Linked DNA regions of Mus musculus: regions 1 and 2 are each linked to region 3. A link is a loop called in an ENCODE intact Hi-C map of the cell type or tissue named here. Cell type or tissue: heart. All regions are shown on one strand.

Region 1 (8,000 bases), 95 kb after region 3:
CATATAACCTGTGATACAGGGTTGGCAATTTATAAGTAAATCTGTAACACAGATCACCCATGACTTGACCAAGGTCTCCTCGGAACAGCAGAGCAGCAGACTTTGAACCCAGGTGAATTTACTTCAGAGCCTGGATTTTAAATCTTGTGTTCTATCACATTGTGGAGCAAAGATCTTGTGACTTCAGTATGTGATTAAAGTTTGTCTTGTGTCACACCTTAAAAGGAACAATAATGCCTGGTGAGCAGGATGCCTGGTGAGCCCACCAGTGCCTTTAATAATTGCACAGGGAGGCAGAGGCAAGCTGACCTCTCTGTGAGTCTGCTGCCCACTAGGCTGCATAGTGAGATCCCATTTCAAAACAGAGCAAAACAAAGGACACCAAAAATATAATTAATAAATAAAATTCAAGAAAAAGAAGAGGTGTAAATTAACAATACATTTGATTTAACCAATTATTTCTAAATGTTACATTTTGATAATTATTTTCACTATATTGATTTATTTTGTGGTCTTTTTTCATACGTAGCCTTGAAACTGATGTGTAGGTGTCTTAGTCAGTGTTTCTATTCATGCACAAACATCATGACCAAGAAGCAAGTTGGGGAGGAAAGGGTTTATTCACCTTACATTTCCACATTGCTGTTCATCATCACTAAAGGAAGTCAGGACTCGAACTCAAGCAGGTCAGGAAGCAGGAGCTGATGCAGAGGCCATGGAGGGATGTTCCTTACTGGCTTGCTTCCCCTGGCTTGCTCAGCTTGCTTTCTTATAGAACCCAGGACTACCAGCCCAGGGATGGCACCACCCACAATGGACCCCCCTCCAACCCCTTGATCATTAGTTGAGAAAATGCCTTACAGCTGGATTTCATGGAGGCATTTCGTCACCTGAAGCTTTTTTCTCTGATAACTCCCGCTTGTCTCAAGTTGACACACAAAACCAGCCAGTACAGTAGATAATGCTGCTTCATGTCTCAAACACTAGCCTGAATTGTGTCTGGGGGCCTTCATGCCAGGAAGCACGTAAGCACTGATTAGCTCAAGTTACGAGGTTTTGTATTTGTATTTCTTAAAAGTCTTTGTCTTTTTTCCTTTTTAATCTTCAAGAAATTTACGGCCCACAAATATTAAAAGTGAAAGTAAGTATGGAGAAAAAAAAAAAAAGGGGGAGAGAAAAAGCCAAACAAACAGAAGTAATGTTGCCATTGTCTGGGTCTCTGTAATAAAGCCGAGTCTTCTCCAGGGCCTCCTGTCAGACTTGAGTCCAGCTGCATGCCCATGTAAGAACATAAGGTTCATTTACCATGCTTCCCCCTTGGCCAAGCAGAGACCTAAAAATAAACTCTTAAGCTCTTGGGGCTGACCTAAGGCTATATAAATATCCATTTGCAGTTGTTACTGTAGCAAAAATCCAGTGTCCCAAGTCATTTAGTTGTAAAATCTTTAAAAAACCAACCCCTGCACCTCCCCCCCCACAACACTTCCCTCCTCCAAATCAAACACAAACCCAGCAGTGAGGACAGGAGGAAGTAGCCTTAGAGATCTCTGATGTTTTCCCACAAGAGGACAAGAAGGGACGCCTTCCGTGGAGAATTCCTTCATCCTTTTTCTCCTTGTTGCTGATTGAAATAATGATTAGTGTGTGCAAAATCACTCCCCTACTAAAGTCTCCATGTATAAACTCTGGAGAGCTTGGGTCTGAAAGTAAAGTATTATCGCCACATTTGGAAACTCCCTGTGAGAGACTCAGTGCTGTAACCAGTAACCAGTGCCCCTGTTGAACCATAGCCAATGTGTGCTCAACACAGGCATGGGGGTGGGGGACAGAGAGAGGTCGATGGAGAGGGCACGCTGTGGTAATGTATTTAATTTATTCCATTAGAGTAAAGGTAGACTTTACACTCACAGTTTTGAAGGGAAATGTTGCATTATTTTCTAATATGATGAACATTTTTTTCCCAGAAAACCCAATTTTATTTCTTTTTTTCTTCTTTTATTAGATATTTTCTTTTATCAGATATTTTCTTTATTTACATTTCAAATGTTATCTTCTTTCCCGGTGCCCCCCCACCTCCCAGAAACCCCCTATCCCATACTCCCCCCTGCTTCTATGAGGGTGCTCCCCCTAACCTCCCACCTCCTACCCTCAAATTCCCCTTCACTGGGGCATGAAGCCTTCACAGGACCAAGGGCCTTTTCTCCCATTGATGCCTAACAACGCTATCCTCTGGTACATATGCGACTGGAACCATGGGTCCCTCCATGTGTACTCCTTGGTTGGTGGTTTAGTCCCTGGGAGCTTGTGGGGCTCTAGTTGGTTGATACTGTTCCTCCTATGGGGTTGCAAACCCCTACAGCTCCTTCAGTCCTTTCTCTAACTCCTTCATTGGGAACCCTGTGCTTGGTTCAATGGGGGGTTTCGAGTATCTGCCTCTGTATTTGTCAGAGTCTGGCAGAGCCTCTCAGAAGAGAGTTATATTAGGCTCCTGACAGCATATACTTCTTGGCATTCACAATAGTGTATGGGTTTGGTGACTGTATATGGGATGGATCCCCAGGTGGGGCAGTCTCTGGATGGCCTTTCCTTCAGTCTCTGCTCTACACTTTGTCTCCATATTGCTTCCATGAGTATTTTGTTCCTCCTTCTAAGAAGGACCAAAGTATCAACACTTTGGTCTTTCTTCTTGAGCTTCATATGGTCTGTGAATTGTATCTTGAGTATTCTGAGCTTTTGGGCTAATATCTGCTCATCAGTAAGTGCATATACCATGTGTGTCCTTTTGTGATTAGGTTACCTCACTCTGGATGATATTTTTCTAGTTCCATTCATTTGCCTAAGAATTTCATGAACTCATTATTTTTAATAGCTGTGTAGTACTCCATTGTGTAAATGTACTGCATTTTCTTTATCCATTCCTCTGTTGAGGGACATCTGTGTTGTTTCCAGATTCTGGCTATTATAAATAAGCTTACTATGAACATAGTGGAGCATATGTGCTTGTTATATGTTGGAGCATCTTTTGGATATATGCCTAGGAGTGGTATAGCTGGATTCTCAGGTAGTACTATGTTCAACTTTCTGAGAAACCACCAGACAGATTTTCAGAGTGGTTGTACCAGCTTGCAATCAATGGAGGAGTGTTCCTCTTTCTTCACATCCTTGCCATCATCTGCTGTCACCTGAATTTTTGATCTTAGCCATTCTGACTGGTGTGAGGTGGAATCTCAGGATCGTTTTGAATTGCATTTCCCTGGTGACTATGGATGTTGAAGATGCTTAGGGCAGATGTTCTGATGAGAGAAAAAAAAATCTTCCAAGAAGGCATGCCAAATGCAGAACATGGGTAAATCTCTCAAACTTCAAAAGTTGCTTGATGGCCATATTCCTTCCTTGTGCCCATCTTTAAGTGATGTTTTGATATGAAAATATGACAATAAAATACTAAAATAGGACCTACACACTAATATTTGTATACTTCTGGTCGGAGAAGAGACATTAAAATATGGCAGAAGCTTATTAATATGCACAGGGCTCTGGGTTCAATTCCCAGCACCACAAAAAGGAATGTAGAGAAAAGTCTGATAATATTTCATATTCCGAATATCCATATGGCTAGTAAAAATCAGAGTAGGTTGAAAATAAAGAAAATAAAAATGGACAACAAATGTTCTGTTTCTCATGGGTGAATCAGGGAAATGCAAAGTACAAACTATGTAAAACTTAAATGTGAGTTTTCATGGGTGCAATAAACACAAACTTATAGAGACGGAGAGATAGTCCGGGCAATGGCTCAGTGAAACACAATACATTTTCAGAAGCAGGCAAGGTGGCTACCAGGATTCCCAGACCTGGGGAGGGATGCAGAGGAAGGAATCCCCAGGGCAAAGTGGACAGTTAAGAGTCGCGGGATCTATGACCTCTGACTTCTTTGAGAGACCCTGCCTCAGTAAATAAAGCAGAGAACAATCACGGAAGGAACCAGATGTCAACTCCACGGTGAGATCCAGAAACACCTGCACTTGTGCACACTCACACACTTACACAAACAGAAACACAGGTACAAAGGAGGACAGGAAGAAAACAGTGAGAGAGAGGAAGAGGAGGAAGAAGGGAGGGGGAGGAGGGAAAGAAGGAGTCTTCTACATATCCTCTACATATTTACTGGGAGGAAGAATTGCTCTAACTTCTTAGGGGTTATCTGCAAAATGAAGATTACAACTTAAAAAAAACCATAATACTTTTAGTTAGGAATTCCAGCTTTGCATCTTTAAGCACCAGCCCATAAACACGTGAATTATACTATTGATCACACACATTTAAAGGTGGCAAGAACTTGGGAGTGCGTGGGTGAATGGGTTAAGGTGTGGCCACAGTACGAGTTACTACATGACTATTGGAGTTAAGATTCGTATGCCTCATCCAGGAAGTCAGTGCTCCGAGCCTGTCCTGGATTTCCTCAAACACAATTGGGGAAGGAAAGGGTGAAGCTTCCTCTTGCTGTTTCACTGCATGCACAGGGCTTTCTCTCCTATCTTGTGCAGTGATCAGACACTTCGGCTAGGTTGCAGCAGTAGCTGGGGCGAAGCTAAAGGGCTCTCTTGTGGGGGGGGGATTTCAGGACCTGATTTTGCTGTAGACTTGAGAGAGAATCTTCGGGACATCCAGAAAGACATCCGGGTCTGAATGAGAATGGTTCTGATGCCTCATGGAAAGGAACTACATAGAGACACTCAGGCTGGCTTTTCCATCAGTTCCGGTTTCAGTGTAGGCTGAGTGCCTGATGTTGGTTAGGATTCTGTTGTTTCTCCCTTCCACCACTACGAATATTATACCAATTATTATATATTTCCAAGTATCTTTTAGTGTTAATTGCCTTGAAAATTGAGATAATGGTTAATCTAGCTATATAGCTTACTTGTGAGATAGTAGAAATACAAATAAACACGATTTTTCTAATGGTGGAAGATATGGGAAATGTAATATAATATATGGTGCTATATGATTAGAATGCTCAAACAGAACATTTGTTGTAATAAAAAAGGTGTAATTTTAAAAATGGAATTTGAAGTAAATATAGGAGCTTTCATGGGACTGGTATCTGACTGTTATCTATAAATAGCATGGATGCCATCTCTCTTTGCTCAAAACAGTTTGATGATGTGCCTTTAATAACTGTGTGAAAGGAAAATAAAATTGCGTTCATTGAACATAATGAGATATAATTACTTTAAGATCCACAGTAATGTTTATTATCTCAGTAACTTGCTTTAGGTAACAAACATAACTTTGAATGACATTTGGTGACTTCAGTTAAATTCTTCCCTTTGGACCATCGATTTGTCACCACTCCAAAGAATATGACGCCAGCCTTGAAGGATAGCAATGTTATTATCAATCAAATTAACTGATAATCTCTAAGGTTGTCCTTTCCACTGAAAGTGGAGAGAACACTTGTGAAGAGTTTAGAGGTCTAAGCATGGAGGGGGGGTTGGAAAGACAGGAAAGGAGAGAGAGAAGTAAGCAAAACTAAGGGTATCATTAAAAAACATATTCTATCCTACAATTTTATGAACATATATTGATTATATGAATACATATATATATAATTATATATTTACATGAGTTTGAACAGAGGGTGGAAAATGCTCTTCCCAGAAACCATGAGTTATTAAAAATTCCAATGGGAGATGTGTGATAACCTCCTTACCAATTGTTGGCTACTGAGGCCTCAGAGGACCCAAACAATACAGAATACTGCCATCACTCTTGCTTGTCCACCAGAACTTGATGATAAAGGCCTGTCATTGAAGATACCATAATCATTGGTCACAGAGAAATGACCACAGAGAATGAAAGGAGGAACTAATTGAGAAGTTTCCTCTAGCTCTCTTACCCATTCCAAGACTCAACAAATATCATGGGATAGGGAACAGAATGGATGTTAAGAGACAGAGAATGGAGAAATGTGTGGCAAAAATGTGTCCTGTGGCTAGATTATAGCTGTGGTACTCATGAGCTCACTGCATATGAACTCATATACATAGTTATCTATGCAGGACTTCTACAAGATTGTGCTGGTCAACATTTCATCATGGATGAAGGGAATGGCTCATCAGGCCTCACTCCTCCATTCCTTATAGCCTGAAAAATTAAGAAAATAAAAACCACTATGATTTTAATGTGTGAATCTCATTGCTGGACAATTAGCTGGGGGACAGGTGCTATTTTTTTTCCAGTGGTGTAGCCATTGCTGTTATTGTTCATCTAGTAGGTGGCTTTCCCACACTTTCACAAGAGACTCTAACTAAACTCTCTGAGGCATGCATAAGAAGACATGCAAATAGAAAGGGATTTCTTGAGAAGAAAGATTGTGGAGGGATGGAAAGGGGAATTCAGTATACATGAAAATGACTAAGGTTTATTATGTAGATGTATTATATTATCAAACCATAAAAGATTAATTTTCTCTATGGAAAATTCATCTTCCTGTCCCTTCTCTGGTGACTCTGGATTCTAGTTTGTAGGTTTGACCCAGGAGTCAAGTTCCTTTGTATTCAGTAATCCTCTCCTTGTTGTCTCCTGTAGTATGCACTAATCTTTACTGTCTTTCAACATGGAAACTCAGCTGGCAGGGGTTGAAGGTGATAATCTTAATAGACACCAAACTGCAACATCATCTTCTTGGCTGGAGTCAAAGTTAATAAACAACTTCAGCAAAGTGGCTGGATATAAAATTAACTCAAACAGATCAATGGCCTTCCTCTCCTCAAAGGATAAACAGGCTGAGAAAGAAATTAGGGAAACTACACCTTTCAAAATTGTCACAAATAATATAAAATGCTTTGGTATGACTCTTACTAAGCAAGTGAAAGATCTGTGTGACAAGAACTTCAAGTATCTGAAGAAAGAAATCAAAGAAGATCTCAGAAGATAAAAAGATCTCCCATGCTCGTGGATTGGCAAAATTAATATAGTAAAAATGGCTATCTTGCCAAAAGCAATCTATAGATTCAATGCAATTCCCATCAAAATTACATCTCAATTCTTCATAGAGTTAGAAAGAGAAATTTTCAAATTCATCTGGAATAACAAAAACAAACAGACAAACAGACAAACAAACAAACAAAAAATAGGATAGCAGAGGTATTCTCAACAATAAAAGAAATTCTGGTGGAGTTACTATCCCTGACTTAAGCTGCATTACAGAGCAATAGTGATAAAAACTACATGGTATTGGTACAGTCACAGGCAGGTATATCAATGGAATAGAATTGAAGATCCAGAAATGAACCCACTCTCTTGTGGTTACTTGATCTTTGACAAAGGGGCTAAAACCATCCAGTGGAAAAAAAGACAGCATTTTCTTTTTTTTTTAAATTGGGTATTTACATTTCCAATGCTATCCCAAAAGTCCCCCATACCCTCCCCCACCCACTCCCCCACCCACCCACTCCCACTTCTTGGCCCTGGCATTCCCCTATACTGAGGCATATAAAGTTTACACTACCAATGGGCCTCTCTTTCCACTGATGGCCGACTAGGCCATCTTCTGATTCATATGCAGCTAGAGACACAAGCTTCGGTGGGGGGTGGGATATTGGTTAGTTCATATTGTTGTTCCACCTATAGGGTTGCAGATCCCTTCAGTTCCTTGGGTACTTTCTCTAGCTCCTCCATTGGGGGCCCTATGATCCATCCAATAGCTGACTGTGAGCATCCACTTCTGTGTTTGCCAGGCAGTGGCATAGTCTCACAAGAGACAGCCATATCTGGGTCCTTTCAGCAAAATCTTGCTAGTGTATGCAATGGTGTCAGCGTTTCGAAGCTGATTATGGGATGGATCCCTGGGTATGGCCGTCTCTAGATGGTCCATCCTTTCGTCTCAGCTCCAAACTTTGTCTCTGTAACTCCTTCTATGGGTGTTTTGCTTCCAATTCTAAGAAGGGGCAAAGTGTCCACACTTTGGTCTTCGTTCTTCTTGAGTTTCATGCATTTAG
Region 2 (8,000 bases), 79 kb after region 3:
CTGAGCCCCATTTTTTAATGGGGTTATTTGATTTTCTGGAGTCTAGCTTCTTGAGTTCTTTGTATATGTTGGATATTAGTCCCCTATCAGATTTAGGATTGGTAAAGATCCTTTCCCAATCTGTTGTTGGCCCTTTTGTCATATTGACAGTGTCTTTTGACTTACAGAAGCTTTGCAATTTTATGAGGTCCCATTTGTCAATTCTTGATCTTACAGCACAAGCCATTGTTGTTCTGTTCAGGAATATTTTCCCTGTGCCCATATCTTCAAGGCTTTCCCCCCATTTTCTCCTCTATTAATTTCAGTGTCTCTGGTTTTATGTGGAGTCCCTTGATACTTCATTCCTTCTTAGAATGGGGAACAAAATGCCCATGGAAGAAGTTGCAGAAATAAAGTTCAGAGCAGAGCCTGAAGGAATGACCATCCAGAGACTGCCCCACTTGGGGATCCACCCCATAAACAACCACCAAACCCAGTCACTAGGCAGATGCCAACAAGAGCCTGCTGACAGGAACCTGATATAGCTGTCTCCTGAGAGGCTCTGCCAGTGCCTGACAAATACAGAAGTGTATGCTCACAGTCATCCATTGGACAGAGCACAGGGTCCCCAATGGAAGAGCCAGAGAAATACCCAGGGAGCTGAAGGGGACTGAAGCCCCATAGGAGAAACATCAATATGAACTATCCAGTACCCCCAGAGCTAATTGGAACTATACCACCAATCAAAGAAAACACATGGTGGAACTTGTGGCTCTAGCTATATATGTAGCAGAGGATGGCCTAGTTGGTCATCAATGGGAGGAGAGGCCCTTGGTCCTGTGAAGGCTCTATGCCCCAGTATAGGGGAATGCCAGGACCAGGAATGGGAGTGGGTGGGTTGGAGAGCAGGAGAAGAGGGGAGGGGATAGGGGGTTTTCGGAGGGGAAACTAGGAAAGGGGATAACATTTGAAATGTAAATAAAGAAAATATCTAATAATAAAAAAAGAAGAAGTGAAGCTTCAGAGTCCTACCTGCCTGCTCTTCATCAACACCCTGCACTCCTCTGAAAGCATCAATGAGCTCTAGAGGGCCACAGAACCAAGTATAGAACTTGATGGCGTATGATTTCATTCAATATTCCAATGTCTGGAGTTATGAAGTGACTTAGCCAAGGTCATTCTCAACTCTCCGAGTCACAATTGTCTGACCAGCTGAGTCAACCAAAAATAAATTTTCTGCTAAAAATATTCTGGTAAGCAATTGCTTGTCACTCTGAAATGCTTTCCACTGCCTCACCAAGAAAATCAAGTGTTTTTCTCAGGGACTTTTTCTGCAACAAAACCAGCCAACCGGGCAGTATAGGCCACTTCCTAGGACCAGCTTTGGCTTGAAGAGGACAGAATGCTCATGGCACGAAAATAGCATCCAGTTTTCATGTAGGGTACACAGTGCCTGCTCGTGGTGGGACACGTGTGCCTGTGGAGAACAACCTCCTAGAGTCCAGCCTCTCTCTGCTTGAGTGCAGAGTGTGCTGGGCAAATGAGAACATTGCAAACTTTCTATCTTTGCAGCCTTTGTCTTAGGGTATAGAAAATTACCCCGAATGTTTGAACAGTTCAAAATATCTTTGTAGAACAATCTCACTAGCCCTGAAGAAAGTGATCAGAGGCTGTACTCCCTGGAGGTCCTAATAACTTTTAATAAGGGTTTTCTCCTTAGTTCCTAATGGGAAAAAATGGTTGGGATCCACTTGAAAACTAAGGCTGTATGTTGGAGCATTTCTGAGTTCAGAAAGAACCATTAAACTAGAACAGGCATTATATGTTGATTATAATTTGTCAGAAGACAGTTTATTAAGATGGTACTATGCTAGCCTTTCCCTTCACACCCTTTATGAATACTTATAAAGATCCCAATATTAAAAACACTATTATAATACAAAGGCACAGACAACAGGACCATAAAGCAAACCTATGAAGGGCCTGGGGCTGTCTGGCAGCTTAGACTGCAAGCATCTCATAGCATTTCAATGATGGGGCTGAAGTTAAAAATGCGTATTACTTCTGTAGACTAGTATACTTATACAGTAGGGCAGTTTACAACTACCCTAACTCAAGCTCCAGGCCTCAATGACCCAGGCCTCAGCAGGCACCTGCATTCACATGTATGCAGCATTTCCAACATACAAGTAACCTTTAAAAAAGGGTAAAATTGAAAAAGAATTGCTAAGAAGTTGAGTTGAATGGTGTTAGTGACTTTTTGATTCACAGTTTGCCAACTACAAAGAGAAATTTCATAAAACAGTCATGTGTGTTCCTTAAGAACACTGCAACTTAATTGAAGGAACAAGAGAGACTTAAGCCATGGTCTTCTGCTGTATTTTTGAATAGGACACTACCATTTAACTTCAAGGACCAAGCAGAACATGCTACTTACAGTAAGACCCACGTAACCCCTAACCCTTTCCAGTTTTCCTTTAGAATGAGTGGGTCAAGACAAATCAGTAATTACCATGAATGAAAATTTAAGTGTTTCTAAACTGGAATCGAAGGAATCCCCACTAATTTAATTCATAATGTTTATCCCTAGTAAACAGCATGTTTCAGTTATGAAAGATATTTTTTCTGTATGTGTCTCTACTTTCTGTAAGGGAGAGATGAGTTATGACTAGAGTTGGCTCTGTTCTACCCTGTATCAACCCCTACTTGTGATTGCTTGGTATAGCTCTGCTTTGTCAGAGTGGCAGACAAGTGGCCTACAGGAATGAGGAAAACTGATGTATGAAGTGAGGAAGGAAAGTTTTAAAACAAAGCAATTTCACTAATAAAATGCTCAAGTAGTCTGGAGTAATTTGGGTACTTGGTGAATCATTGCTTAGCAATTCATGAACACTGTGGGTGCTTGGAATTCAATTCCATTGTCCTCTATCTGAATTGCTTTGAAAAAAGGGGGGGGGGGAATCACATGGGAAGGAAAGGAAGTTTTGACTTTCACATGCCTGTTATTGCTAAGGAAACCACTTCCTCCGGCATTCACATATTAAGTGTGTCTCTGCTTCTGGCTTCCATTCAAATTACATCTTGGTGCTGCCTTAAGGAACGAACAAGGGTGGGGAGTATTTTAAAAACTTTACTCAACTCTGTTCAAAGAACAAAAAAGAGGGGGCTTTTCAGATGCCCTTTCTTTTCTGAAGTTCTCTAGGTATCCTTGGATGGAGCCTCTCAGACCTAACAGGATGTCTGAGATTTGAGGGAAGTGGCCTGTGATCTGCCAGTAAACAGATGAGATCGGAGTGCAGCGTTGTTGTATTTTCTGACTGGCAATGGCTCTGAACTATCTCCTAGTTCTTGCTGCAGACAAAGAAACAGGAGATGAATTACCATGTTCTGGGACTGAGTGTTCCTTTCTAATTCAAACTGCAATAAGAAATAAAAATGATTAGACATCCAGGGTGTAGATTATATAACTTGCTTCCTCTTTTTTTTCCCTTTTTGGTTTGTTTTGTCTTTTAAAGGGAAAATGAATAAAATAGAGGGATATTTAAAAGACTGAGCAAGCACATCAAGAGCCTTCTTACACACTGGACTGGATTCTGATCTGAAGTGACAATTTTTACACAGTAGGTCTCTACTTGATGTTATTTTTACTTTTTATCTGTATTTCTATTTTTAACCCAAACAGAAAGAGAGAGAGAGAAAGTATGTGTGTGTGTGCGTGTGTGTGTGTGTGTGTGTGTGTGTGTGTGTGTGTGTGTGGGTGGGTGTGGGTGTGGGTGGGTGTATATGATGTATTCACGTGTGTGCACGTGCGCACACACATGCTGGGGAGATGGTTTAATCTACCAAGCTTACTACAAGAATGAGGACCCAAGTTTAATCCTCAGCTCCCACATGTATACATCTATAAACCCAGAGGTTAAGGAGGTAGAGACAGAAGGCTCCTCAGATGTCACCAGGGATTCTATTGCTGAATCAATGAGTTCCAGGTTCAGTGAAAAACCCTGTCTTAAAAAAATCAGATGGAGAGGCAAGCAGGATGGTATACGTGCTAATGGAACTTGTCACAAAAACCTGATGGCCTGAGGTTTGTCCTTGGAATACAGAGCAGAAAGCAAAAACCAACAACCAAATGTTTTCCCCTGACCTCTATGTGGCTAGTTGTTATATGTACTCATGCATGCACAAGCACAAGCATAATAAATTACATAATTTAAAGTAATATGGTGACAGAGTGACTGAAGAATGGTATATAATGTAAACCTCCAGCCTCCACACACACATGCATACGTACACACGCAAGAAGAATCTCATATAAATTACCTCTTGATCCACTGTAGAAACCCAACAAATTCTAAACTTCTCTGCTGCCAAAAATAGGACACACGCCAGTTTTGTTAGAGGTGCCTAGTTCTCTAATGTCTAGGCTCAATGGTTTGTCTTCTACGTCTGTGTTTTTGAAGTTGCTCATGAATTTTAGAATCAGAACAAACCCCCTCCGTTATGAAGAACAATCTGCAAATAACGAGGCTATGGTGAATGCACGACAGAGGAATGCTCTTTCAATATTGCATGGGGCCAACTGTGAAAAGGGCAACCAACTTCTTCACTGCAGTCAGGACATTACTGTGTTAGGACAGGCTCCCAGAAACCATAAGCGAAGGAATAAAGTGTTTAATACTAAGTGACTTGATATTCATTGTTTCAGCAATCATGGCTTTAGTCTTGATAGTTAGCATATTATAAAAGAGGAACGTATTTTTATATGACCTGCAGAAGTACAGAAATGTATTTACCAGTCTATTCTCAATTGCCTGCACATAACCCCCACACGTTTCAGAAACGTACTTTATTTTCTAAGTTTGATAGTATACAAAGGTTGCAAACCCGTGGCGTACTTTTTCAGTATGAACTCAGATGGTGATGTTTGATGAGGGAGATAGTAGGTATGCTGATAACAGAAATACCTAAGGTGCCCTGAGAACTTACTATTTGTCACTGGGGTGAACATGTAATGTGTTGTCTCATTTAACCTACTGCTAATGACCCTGTAAAATTGGTTCTCTTATCATCCCTGACCTTTATATGAAGAATGGAAGCTCAGAAAGATAAGCAAGTTCTTAATTAGGCTCAGTCCTCCAGGAAGGGGTTAACATTCAAAAGCTAGTGGCTTTTCCTCTCAGTCCGGCTTCTTAGCTAGTAGGTGTCTGTAAAGAGAAAGCCTCTGACATAAACTGGTTTGAAAGGGCTAAAAAGGAAGGGAAGAGCCTCACCCCTTCCTTCCCCAGAAAGTACATATGCACAACTCTTAAGTGATTCTTTTGAACTACAAGAGGTAAATAATATAGTTCTCTGGAGAGGGCGGGGGTTGTCCCAGCCTCAATCATTCAGGAAAGCGAGACTTCCGCAAGAAAAAGGAGCATTTGTGAGCCAGAGAGGATGAGGACTGAGGTCTTGACTGAGATAGCTTGAATGTGGTTGTGCTAAATAACAAACAAACAAACAAACAAACAACAGCAGCAAAACCCACTGTCTTCCAGCATCTAACTATCCTTGCCTCCTCGAGACAGCCTAGAATTCAGAAAGACTCTTTTGGTGGCCGAGCAACTTGAGGAAAAGCTTTGCCTTGTTGACTGGAAAACCGATTCCTCTTATCTTCAGTAAAGTAACACTTAGTGAAATCAAAGACATGTTCCAAGGATACCAAGAGAAGGTTCATATGGCCATGTTTGAACTATTAACTAAATTTAAGATTCCCCTTCCTTTTTCATTTTTGAACTGAGGGGTAAAATTTTGGTAATGGGGGGGGGGCAAATCAGGTGGGAAACTATGAAAACCCTGAGGGCCAATCCCCACCTCTCCATGTCAAATGAAGAGAACCAGCTTTCCTCCCTCTCTTCTTCCTCTTCCTCTTATTTTGTTGTGTGGTGTATGTGTGTGCGGATTTTCATGCGTGTACACATGGACACACGTGTGTGCAGAGGACAGAGGTTGACTTTGGGTGCTTTTCTCTCTCTCTCTCTCTCTCTCTCTCTCTCTCTCTCTCTCTCTTTTAAAGATTTATTTATTTACTTATTATATGTAAGTACACTGTAGCTGACTTCAGACACACCAGAAGAGGGTGGCAGATCTCATTATGGGTGGTTGTGAGCCACCATGTGGTTGCTGGGATTCGAACTCAGGACCTTCGGAAGAGCAGTTGGCGCTCTTAACCACTGAGCCATCTCACCAGCCCAGAGTGCTTTTCTCAAACACAGTCTACCTTGCTTTTTGAGAGCCAGTTTCTCACTGACCTTGGAGGTTGCTGACTGACTAGAATAAAAACATGCCCCAGGGATCCTTCTGTCTCATGCCCACACCCTGCCAGTGTGTCACCATAACTAGATTTTTATATGGCATTTGGTCATCTACCTTATGCAGCATTTAAACCATGCCCTCTCCTCAGACAGATTTTTGTTTGTCTGGTTTTTTTTTTTTTTAATACAAGCTTTTTTAAAAGAAAGATTTATTTATTTATTTATTTTATTTATTTAATGTATGTGAGTACATTGTTGCTACTTTTGGACACACCAGAAGAGGGCATCAGATCCCACTACAGATTGTTATGAGCCACCATGTAGTTGCTGGTAATTGAACTCAGGACCTCTGGAAGAGTAGTCAGTACTCTTAGCCACTGAGCCATCTCTTAAGCCCTTGTTTGTCTGTTTTTAAGAAAAGAAAATTTTAATCCCACAATGTCTTAATATTTCTCCTACTAGATATGAGTCCCAAGGACTCATAGTTCTAGCTTAAGACATTAAAGTCATAATTAAATGCAAATGTCATCGACACATGCTAGTTGACATCTTGCCCTACTTTGTTTAAGAAAACCAACCTCCACTCAGTTGCTAAAGCCCATAATCTTAGAGTGATTCCTAACCCTTCATCCTTAAGTTCAATTACCAATAGGATGTGGCAACTTTGCCCTTAGGGGAGCTGAGTCTGCTGCTTTTCTATTACCATGTCCTGGGCAACTGCAGCACCTTGCTTAGCAGTCCACTTGTTTCTACCCTTGTCTTCTTTCAGTTCATTTTCTGTGTATCAGTCAGTTGGGGAGCTTTCTGTAATTCATTGTTTATCCAAATGTATTGAAAACTATGCAGTTCAGGACACAGTTCATGCTTCTTTTACTCGTGATGGTGTCATCCAGGCCAGCTGTCAGTCTCTACTCCTCTCTTCAACCTCCACACTCCAGTCCTAGGTGACAGGATTAGTTATTTTTCTTGTGGTGACAAAATAACTGATCAAAGGAAGGGTTGGTTTTGACTCCCGGTACCACAGTAGGGAAGGCATGGCTGGAGGAGCTGGAGGCAGCAGGTCTCATTGAGGCCATATTGAACAAGTAGAGTGAATCAATATTGAGGGTGTGCTCACTTTCTCACTGTCTCAGGTTTATGCAGCTGGGAACTTCAACCTGTGAACTGATACAACCCACCTATGGGTCAAACTCCCCGAGTCTCTTAGTTAACTCTGTATCTATCAAGCCAAACGTCTACCTTTGCTAATTTGACATTTTAACCTATTATTTTTAAGTCAGAACATTTCACCTCTGATACCTATAGGCCCATGGCTACCTCATAATGTAAGATCACTCTGCGCACACTCAAAAGCCCTCAAGTCTGATCAGTTCCAGCATTGTTCAGAAGCTCAAGTGCAGTGTGTCTCTTTTGAGACGCAGGTAATCTCTAACAGTGAGCTCTTTCTTGTACAAACAAAACCAAGTTATATAGTTCTAATATACAACGAATCTCAGGAGAGAGAAGTGATTGGGCATGGGGGGACTAGAGACCGGAAAGGACTGGACTGCTTCTTTTTCTCAATTCCCACAGATGAGTCTGAGGAGCGACCGTAGAGGACTTGATAGTGAAGGTTCTGGTTATAGTGTCCTCTTTAGCAGTTAGTGCTAAAGGAGCTATGCAGTATCTATGCTTAAGCAGTCAAGATGGGCTGGGGGAAGATCGTACAACCTTCTAAGCCCAACTGAA
Region 3 (8,000 bases):
CAAATATGTACACAAAACCCTGACTGGCTCCAAATCTAATTGCTTAAGCCCAGTGCTGAAGTGTCCTTGGGTGGCTAGAGACAGCTGAGAGGCTGAAAGAATATGCAAGCTATGTGTTTCTGCCTCTTTTCCCACAGGGAAGGAAAAATAAAGCAACACTAATTACATCTTCACGAATGAGCAGTTACCTTAAAATTAGGCCAAAGACAGGAAAATTAAAACCAAATTGGTCAATTCTTTAACTGGTTGATATTAGAGGTGCAGGGGACAAAGAAGACTGCCAAACTGCCATGAAACTTCAGATTCCTCCAGGATCAGTTGGTTTGTTATCCTAGCTTTCTTTACTCTGATATAAGGCTGACACACTTCAGTAAGAGTTGCTTGTGAAAAACCCTAGTACACAGTCCTCTATGTTCATTTTACTTCCTCTGTAAAGACTTACTAACTAGTAAGTACAGATATTATCTTCCTGTGCTGAGATGTAATATAAACTGTCCAGAGACTGAGTTTGGATCTTGGCTAATTTACTATTTGTGTCACATTGGGAAACAAAAAATGTAGCAGATACTCAGCTTAAAAAAAAAAAGACACATTATAATCAGCTTTCACTACGATATACCTCAAGTTTCAAAATGTAAAAGGTATCAATATATATGGCATTGTTCTAAGTACTAGAGATCTGAGTTGCTATCATTATGATACATATACAGAGACAAATATAATTATTAAATATATAATTTTACAGTGAAGATAAGTGATGTCAAGGTATCAGTTGAGAAATCCTATTTTAGATGTATGAGGTCATGTAAGTCCATTCTTACTAAAGTGATAATTGACCAGGAAAATAAATGAAGCAAATGTTTATCTGGCATTTTGACTTATCTGCCTAATTGTATATAGACATGTCCACACCTCTGTGTGATATACATACATGTGTTATTAAGAAGAAATTGAAAGATACCCAGAAGCAAACAACTATTAAGAAACTAAGGAAGAAGGACAGCAGATAGCAGTGTTAAGAAAAGAAAACATTTATTTTTCCTTTGAGCAACTGGGTCACACACAGACCTTCTAAATCTGATCAAAAATATTCTAGCCTAGCATCTCTAGAAGGTGACAGGAGAGGTGGGCACGTGGAACCAGGTTCCTGCAAGCAGTAATCTCCAAGCGACCAAAGGCTATCTAACCCTTTTCTCCAGTTTTTTAAAGGGTTAGAGTTTTCAGACTAAGGAATAAGCTGCACTGGAGAAGGGAGAGTGGACTGAGGTAGGTTAAATAGGAGTCCTGTGCCAATTACCTTGTGGCTTCTCCCCTACAGCCCCTTTGAGACCTGTGAGCAGGACTGATTAAGTCAGAAGTCAGCTCAGGTATAGTGTACACCATAGCAAAGAGCCTCAGGAGCTGATGAATATGAACCCTGAGGCAACAGTGGACAAATAGGACTGCATAAGCAATTCTCTGAAAACTCTCTGAAGTGCATCAGACTTGGGCAATGTAGTAAAAGACGGACTCATTGCTCTATTAGGGTTTTCCCTTTAGTAAAAGGATTAAAATTCTTATACGGCAGTTCTAAGTTCAAGGATTTACTTCGCATGACGCTGCCACTTTTAGAACACATAGGCCAGAAAGTGAGAGCTATCACTATTATTCACCTGAATTACTGGCATGAGACATCTATTAATATTACTAATCAATGCTTTAAAAAGCAAGCTGATCCAAATTCCAGTTTCTTGGGCTTTCTTTCCCAATTCTACCAGTTTCCCAATCTGTCTAGATTTAGACTCTCAACAACTTGAGGAATCCCTACTTCAGCAGACACAATTTCTAAGCTCTGTTCTATGCAGCACCTATTCAGCAACTGTGTCTCACTCACTCCTTCCCAGAACTCAGTGTCTGTCAGTAATAGATAAGGGATGGCAGGGACAGCTCTGGCCTTGTTCACAGCTGTGTCACCAACCCTTATCAGAGTCCTCCTTATTGTAACAGGTAGACAAGTATTTTAAAAATGAGTGAACACATATCTGAAATCCTGCCTTAGAGCAACCATTCCTTAATTTTTTAAAGGTATAAGAGAAGGTAGAAGGACATTTAAATAATTTGGGTGTTTCTATTTCCTCCCTTTGAATATGATTAGTGGAGGAAATGTGTTATACAATGCATAAGTCTCTCAAGATATCCTTGTGGAGAAGTTTAATTAGAATCCTAACACAGGGAAAGCCCTAAGTGCTGCACACATGTACCCTAAAGGGAGGGATACTAACAGAAACTCAAGTGATAAAAGTCCAGGCCTCACTAACTGCACTTCGCCTGAACAGTTCCTGCGTAAAATGGCAATTTATGTTAAGATGACAAGTTAAACTTGAGAATAAAGGTTTTCTCAATTGGACATTGTCTTAGTCAGGGTTTCTATTCCTGCACAAACATCATGACCAAGAAGCAAGTTGGAGAGGAAAGGGTTTATTCAGCTTACACTTCCATACTGATGTTCATCACCAAAGGAATTCAGGACTGGAACTCAAGCAGGTCAGGAAGCAGGAGCTGATGCAGAGGCCATGGAGGGATGTTCCTTACTGGCTTGCTCCCCTGGCTTGCTCAGCCTGCTCTCTTATTACCAGCCCCGAGATGATTCTACCCACAAGGGGCCTTTTCCCCTTGATCACTAATTGAGAAAATGCCTTACAGCTGGATCTCATGGAGGCATTTCCTCAACTGAAGCTCCTTTCTCTGTGATAACTCCAGCTGTGTCAAGTTGACACAAAACTAGCCAGTACAGACATATACCTTAAAAAGCAAAATTATGTTAGATGTATGACTTGGGGCCCACATGGAATGGGACAGATTAGCACAATGAACCAAATTAATGTCACTATTAGGCCATCTGTCTAAGAAATTCCATATGTCGTATAGGTGACATAGCTCTTGTGAAGCTTAAGGATAATTTTAAGTATCTATCAAATTCAGGTAAAGAAAGGACAGGAAAGGACCAACTAGGCAACAGAGCAAGTGAAAAAAGATGTTTTCATTGCCATTAAGGCCAAGCTGAGTAATACTGACTGAAAAAGGCAACATTAAGAGAGAATGATACTATCCTTAGAAATTAACCAAGTATTTATAAAACCTTTTTTGACGCTGTTCTAGTGCTGTGGGGATAGAGAGGTAACAAGCACAGTCCCCACATTTTAAAGGCACAATTACAGTCCCACGCCCAAACATCAGAGGCCTCAATGCACTCAACAGGCACAGCACAAGTTCGGTCTGTAGTCATAGCCTCAACTTACCAAAATGCTTCTTTTAGTTTTAAATGGCATATGATTCACTTATCTGGAAAGTTAAATTATGGGAATTAATTCTTTCATAAAAGCACCCTCTCTACAAGCTAAAGTGCACAATCTATAAGGTTTGAGAAAAGAGAGTAATGTGAATAATGGGTCAGAGATAAAAGGTATTCTAGATCTCCGTGGGCTCTGAGTACTTGAAGTTCATAGTCCAACCAATGACTCTGGAGAGGTAAAACAGGATCACAGATAAAACAGATTATCTGTCATCAAAAAACATCCTATTATAGTTAATAGCTATGCAATCCTACATTGAGTTCTCTTCTTAAGTGATGTTTCCAGTTTATAATATTCTTTTTTGATGTCTTTATTAGGCTGTATCCAAATACTATCGAAACATGCCACAAAATGAATATATGCCACCCCAAATTTTGTGACCTTGTAGCTGGTCCTCAGTGAAGCCGAGTGTCTTTCATAGCCAGGTTTATGCCTTTCTGAATCTCTGCCTCTCCTTCTCTTTATCCCCTTTCGCTGTAACCTGCCTAACTTCCTATGTTACTGACAAGGGTTACTGGCTAGTGAAGACCTACATTGTTATGTTTAAAATCTGAGGAAAAGGATTCACTTTGTTCAGTTTCGATGTCCCCTGTGTACTACTAACCAACCCTTTAGTAGTAGCCCTAAGAAACTTGTATCAGTAGCTGCCTTGGAGAGCCTGTGCGACTGGGGTCAAACAGGAGTATCTTTTCCTCTAGTTCCTGTAAATTTAGTTCTTGATACAAAGCTATTTGTGTATAAAGCTTAAGACTACCAGGTCTCATGGTGCAAATGTGAAAGAAAATAACTTCATTGTTTATAGTCTAGTTGAAGACATTCTAAGGCCTCTGTCGCTGATAAAATCATCTTCCTAAAAGACAGCTACTTCCTCACTAACTCTCCTTAAGCAAACTATTTGAAATCAATATAGAGACTACCACAGCTTTCTTACCTTTCTCCCTTCATGGACATGATAAAATGGGAAAATATTACACAAAGTTTAATAAAGTAAGCAAACGCTCCCAAGTCCATAGATACCTTCACTCTAAGCGCCCATCCTGTTAGGGGGAGAAAAAAGAAAGAAAGAAAGAAAACTTCCTTTGATCCATTCAAATATAAAAACACTCATTACTATATTGAATTTTATAAAATCCCATTGTTAAACACTTCCTGTCTAACTCTTGCCAAATGGGAGGATTACTGCTGAAAGACACAAGGCATTATGTGACCTCCTCCCTCTCCCTGATAAATGTCAGGGTTATACTCTGGCACACATACAACACTATTTTCTACAGAGGATGCAGCTTTCCAGAGATGTGAAGGATCTGAAATGAAAACACTGGCCTTCATCAGCCCACTTCCTCTATTTGAAGGGAGTCTCCCAAATAGTAGCCGAAAGGAAACACGGAAATGAAGTCACCACTACTTAGTAATGTAGAGTGGCTTGATGATGTGACTGTCTCACAGTGGTGACTCAGGTACAGCAGGTAGAGCTAGAAATGGAGTCTCTGTGATACTTATTATGATACCCGGGGCCTTGCACATTCCAGACACTGAGACTTTAACTAATGTCATTTTATATGAGCATTACCAAGTATTAGTTTAAAAACATATGAATGGTTGGAAACATAATAATGACAAGAAAAACAGAGCTATTTGCTAGAGTTGAAAATGTTAATAAAAAGGTACAAAGTTGTGTACAAAAACAGGAGTATAGTTTTCTAACACGTAAGACAGTTGAAATTTAATAATACACTCTGGCAGCCATTTGTTTTAGTCAGCGAGCTAGTATTCTGTGCTATCCAGTGCCAAGGATAGTCTTTAATGTCTACATGTTAGAAGAACAAATGTGTATACCTACATAAATACTACTTCTGAAGCAGTCCTTGAATATACTGCATTACATATCTGAGATCTGTAAAGCATAGGGAGTCTTATTAATTCAGAAATGGCTAAGATAGCCATTGTACATGTTAAGCAGTAATTCCAAGTGGCCAGTGTATCAGCAGACGGTCTCACTACAGAGTACAGGAGAGCCTCACAGACTTTAATTTTAACATACCCTTAAAAATATAAGAGTAAACTACAGAAAGCTTGCATGGTATCCCTTTTGACTGGGTGTTTCACTCATTATCGATATTTTTCTTGTCACTAATTGAGATTAGTTCCCCATCAAAAGATATGTCAAGGGAAAAGATTGCAAAGGTATTCATATACTGCCATAGTTCTTTCTGAAAGCAGATTTTTGACTGTCAACTTGATGAAATTTAAAATAGCCATGGAACCAAACCTCTATGCATTTCTGTAAGGGTTTTTTTTTTTTTTCCTTTTAGCTAATTCTTTACCTAATTCTGCACCTAATTCTGTAGAAGTAAGATGGAAGACCTCATTCTGAATGTATGTGGCAGTGTACCATGGGCTGGAGTAGTGAACTGAGCAAAAGGAAAGAAGTGAGCTAAGTGAAGGTCTAGGATTCATGTCTCTCTCCCCTTTCTCCCCTTTCTCACTGCAGGCATAATGTGACCAAGTGCCTCATGCTACTGCCACCATAATGATGGACCACGTACTCAAACTCTGACCCAAACTTAGGCCTTCATTTGGCCCTTGTCTGGAATTTAATCACAGCAAGGATGAAAATAACTAATATGGTGACTGAATAATCAGAAAAGCACTCTTGGATTGCTCACAACTTAATCTTGCCAACAGCTAAAATGTTTAAGTAATAAACAACTGGCCAGTTATAGAAGACCCATATAGAATCAGAGATGTAAATAAATAGAAAATCAAAGACTGAAAAATTGTAGTTGTGTGTGTATCTGTTCATACAATGCCTTTGCTTCATGTGCGTTTCTTCTGATTTTCTTACATTTAAGTCTGAAATATAACTTGATTGGTTAAATTAACACTTCACCAGGGTTTAAGAAAAAAAATAACAGATCTGTTTTTACACAGCAGGCACTTAAATATGTTAACCAAATATTTTTCTTATGTTAAATGAGTGGAGAAATGTTTGTGGAAAAAACCTTAGTGCTTTTTCAGTCAAAGAGTAGATGCTTTCCTTGCAGAGGGGGATTCAGCACATGAAGAATCCCCCAGCTTTGCTAACTGCTGTGCTTGGACAGAGCTTGAACTGGTTAGACCAACATCGAGTTCTTTTCTTTCTAGCACAAAGCACTGTCTATAGCTGCCACCAAGTATATCAAGGAGACAAATCTCACAGAGCTCAGCCCTCAGGACAGAGGAAAATGAGAAGTTACTTCATAGTGACACCCAGCTAATCGGTTTACCTTTATAAGAAGTAGAGAAAAGTGGTCGTCTCAGAAAAATATTTAAGGAAGACTAAATGGTTTAGATTTAGGGCTTGGATTAGATAGAATTGTGATAAACAACATTAGTCAACCATGCCCAAGGTCCAAGTTTCAATTCTCATAGAATTGAAGTACTAAAGAGAGAAGTTTAAATCCCATGCAATAACGAGCCTACACAAGAAACTCCAAGACAGGGATGCAACAGAAAAACATCTTGGAGGAAAAAACTAAGTCTCATTCATGTTTTTTACTCAACAATATATGCAGGTGTGTTCTAGGAAACTGAAGTTCCTATATAACTTGATAGATCAAGATTCTGTTTCAAAAAAAAACTTTAGAAAACTGAATGGCTTCCCCCTAGAATTTTTCAGCAGGCTTGGTGAAGAGAAGTCATGGTATAGAAAAATGACATCCCATCTGACTAACTTTGCCCAAAGGACCTCTCCTCTACAGGTCCAGTATGACCCAGAGCCAGATTCTCTGGAGAACTTGGCTATTATGACTTAGAAGAAGCCTGGTGCTAAAGACACCAAGGCAAGCAGGAGACAATGGCAGATTTAGAAGGGCCTTACTGAACAGAATATATAATTTCATTCAACAGCTAAAGCTCATTAACTGTGCTGGCATGAATGATTCTTTAAAACTACAAAAAGAAAGGAAAACAGCAGCCTATTTAGAGATGCAGCAAGAGTCTGGTTTCTGTCCTTATTTTGAAGTTTTGAAGAGACATAAAACAAGCCTGCATAATAAGTTTAACCTATAATTCAACTCTCTTTCAAAGTGTAGCTTACCATTGCGATTATGTTTGGAGAGCTATTTTTGCACTTTCAAACTTCCCAAATATTCTACTTATTTTCCCACCATACTGCTCCCAGACACCCTTTCCATTCAGCGGACCAGCCAATCCAGGCCATCTCTGAGGGCATGCACCCACCCCGCACTCCAACATTTCTCTCCACACCTTCCTTGTATTTCATTTTCTCCACTTGTTGAGAGTATATTTCATATGCCTTCCATAGCCCTTTCACCTCAAATTGGTTGGTCTTTAGCGTGCGAGCCTAAGGAATTTACATTCTCTCCCATTTGCTTAGAAGCTCTATGTAACCCAACCTGCCTTAGTTTCCTTATTTGTAAAGATAAGACTGTGACAGTTCAGCTGTGACAGATACAATAGAGCACTCTGAAAAGTGCTTGGCAAATGACATCTACAATTTTACCAATGGCACCATTACTAAAAGCACCAAGCAGCAACATATTTTTCTCATAATCATTTAAATGCCACCACAGGGAAAACTGCTGAAAAGCAAGCTGTGGCACCCAGGGAAAGGAAAGGCGTACATAAGTATCGTTCCTTGCCTTTCTTTCTCTCCTTCCCTTTCTG

Evidence for each region. A loop is a pair of places that touch in the nucleus more often than their neighbours do. Peaks named below come from ENCODE experiments on the same cell type or tissue, not always from the same donor. Only the 100,000 strongest peaks of a DNase experiment are listed, where the experiment ranks them.
Region 1: a loop joins it to region 3, with 2.2 times the contacts of the local background. A loop is called at or near these places in 5 of 42 quality-filtered maps.
Region 2: a loop joins it to region 3, with 5 times the contacts of the local background. A loop is called at or near these places in 6 of 42 quality-filtered maps.

What each region holds. Positions count from the first base shown.
Region 1 is chr1:23,181,409-23,189,408 of GRCm38, reverse strand. No RefSeq gene overlaps it. Among named protein-coding and RNA genes, the nearest start is that of Gm29506, 50 kb to the left of the region's middle. In heart, no CTCF peak of the experiment used is centred here; DNase peaks (open chromatin) are centred at 1,408 and 4,418; H3K27ac peaks cover 1,747 bases.
Region 2 is chr1:23,197,923-23,205,922 of GRCm38, reverse strand. No RefSeq gene overlaps it. Among named protein-coding and RNA genes, the nearest start is that of Gm29506, 34 kb to the left of the region's middle. In heart, no CTCF peak of the experiment used is centred here; DNase peaks (open chromatin) are centred at 3,252 and 5,342; H3K27ac peaks cover 1,359 bases.
Region 3 is chr1:23,276,656-23,284,655 of GRCm38, reverse strand. No RefSeq gene overlaps it. Among named protein-coding and RNA genes, the nearest start is that of Mir30a, 8.4 kb to the right of the region's middle. In heart, no CTCF peak of the experiment used is centred here; a DNase peak (open chromatin) is centred at 4,635; H3K27ac peaks cover 1,530 bases.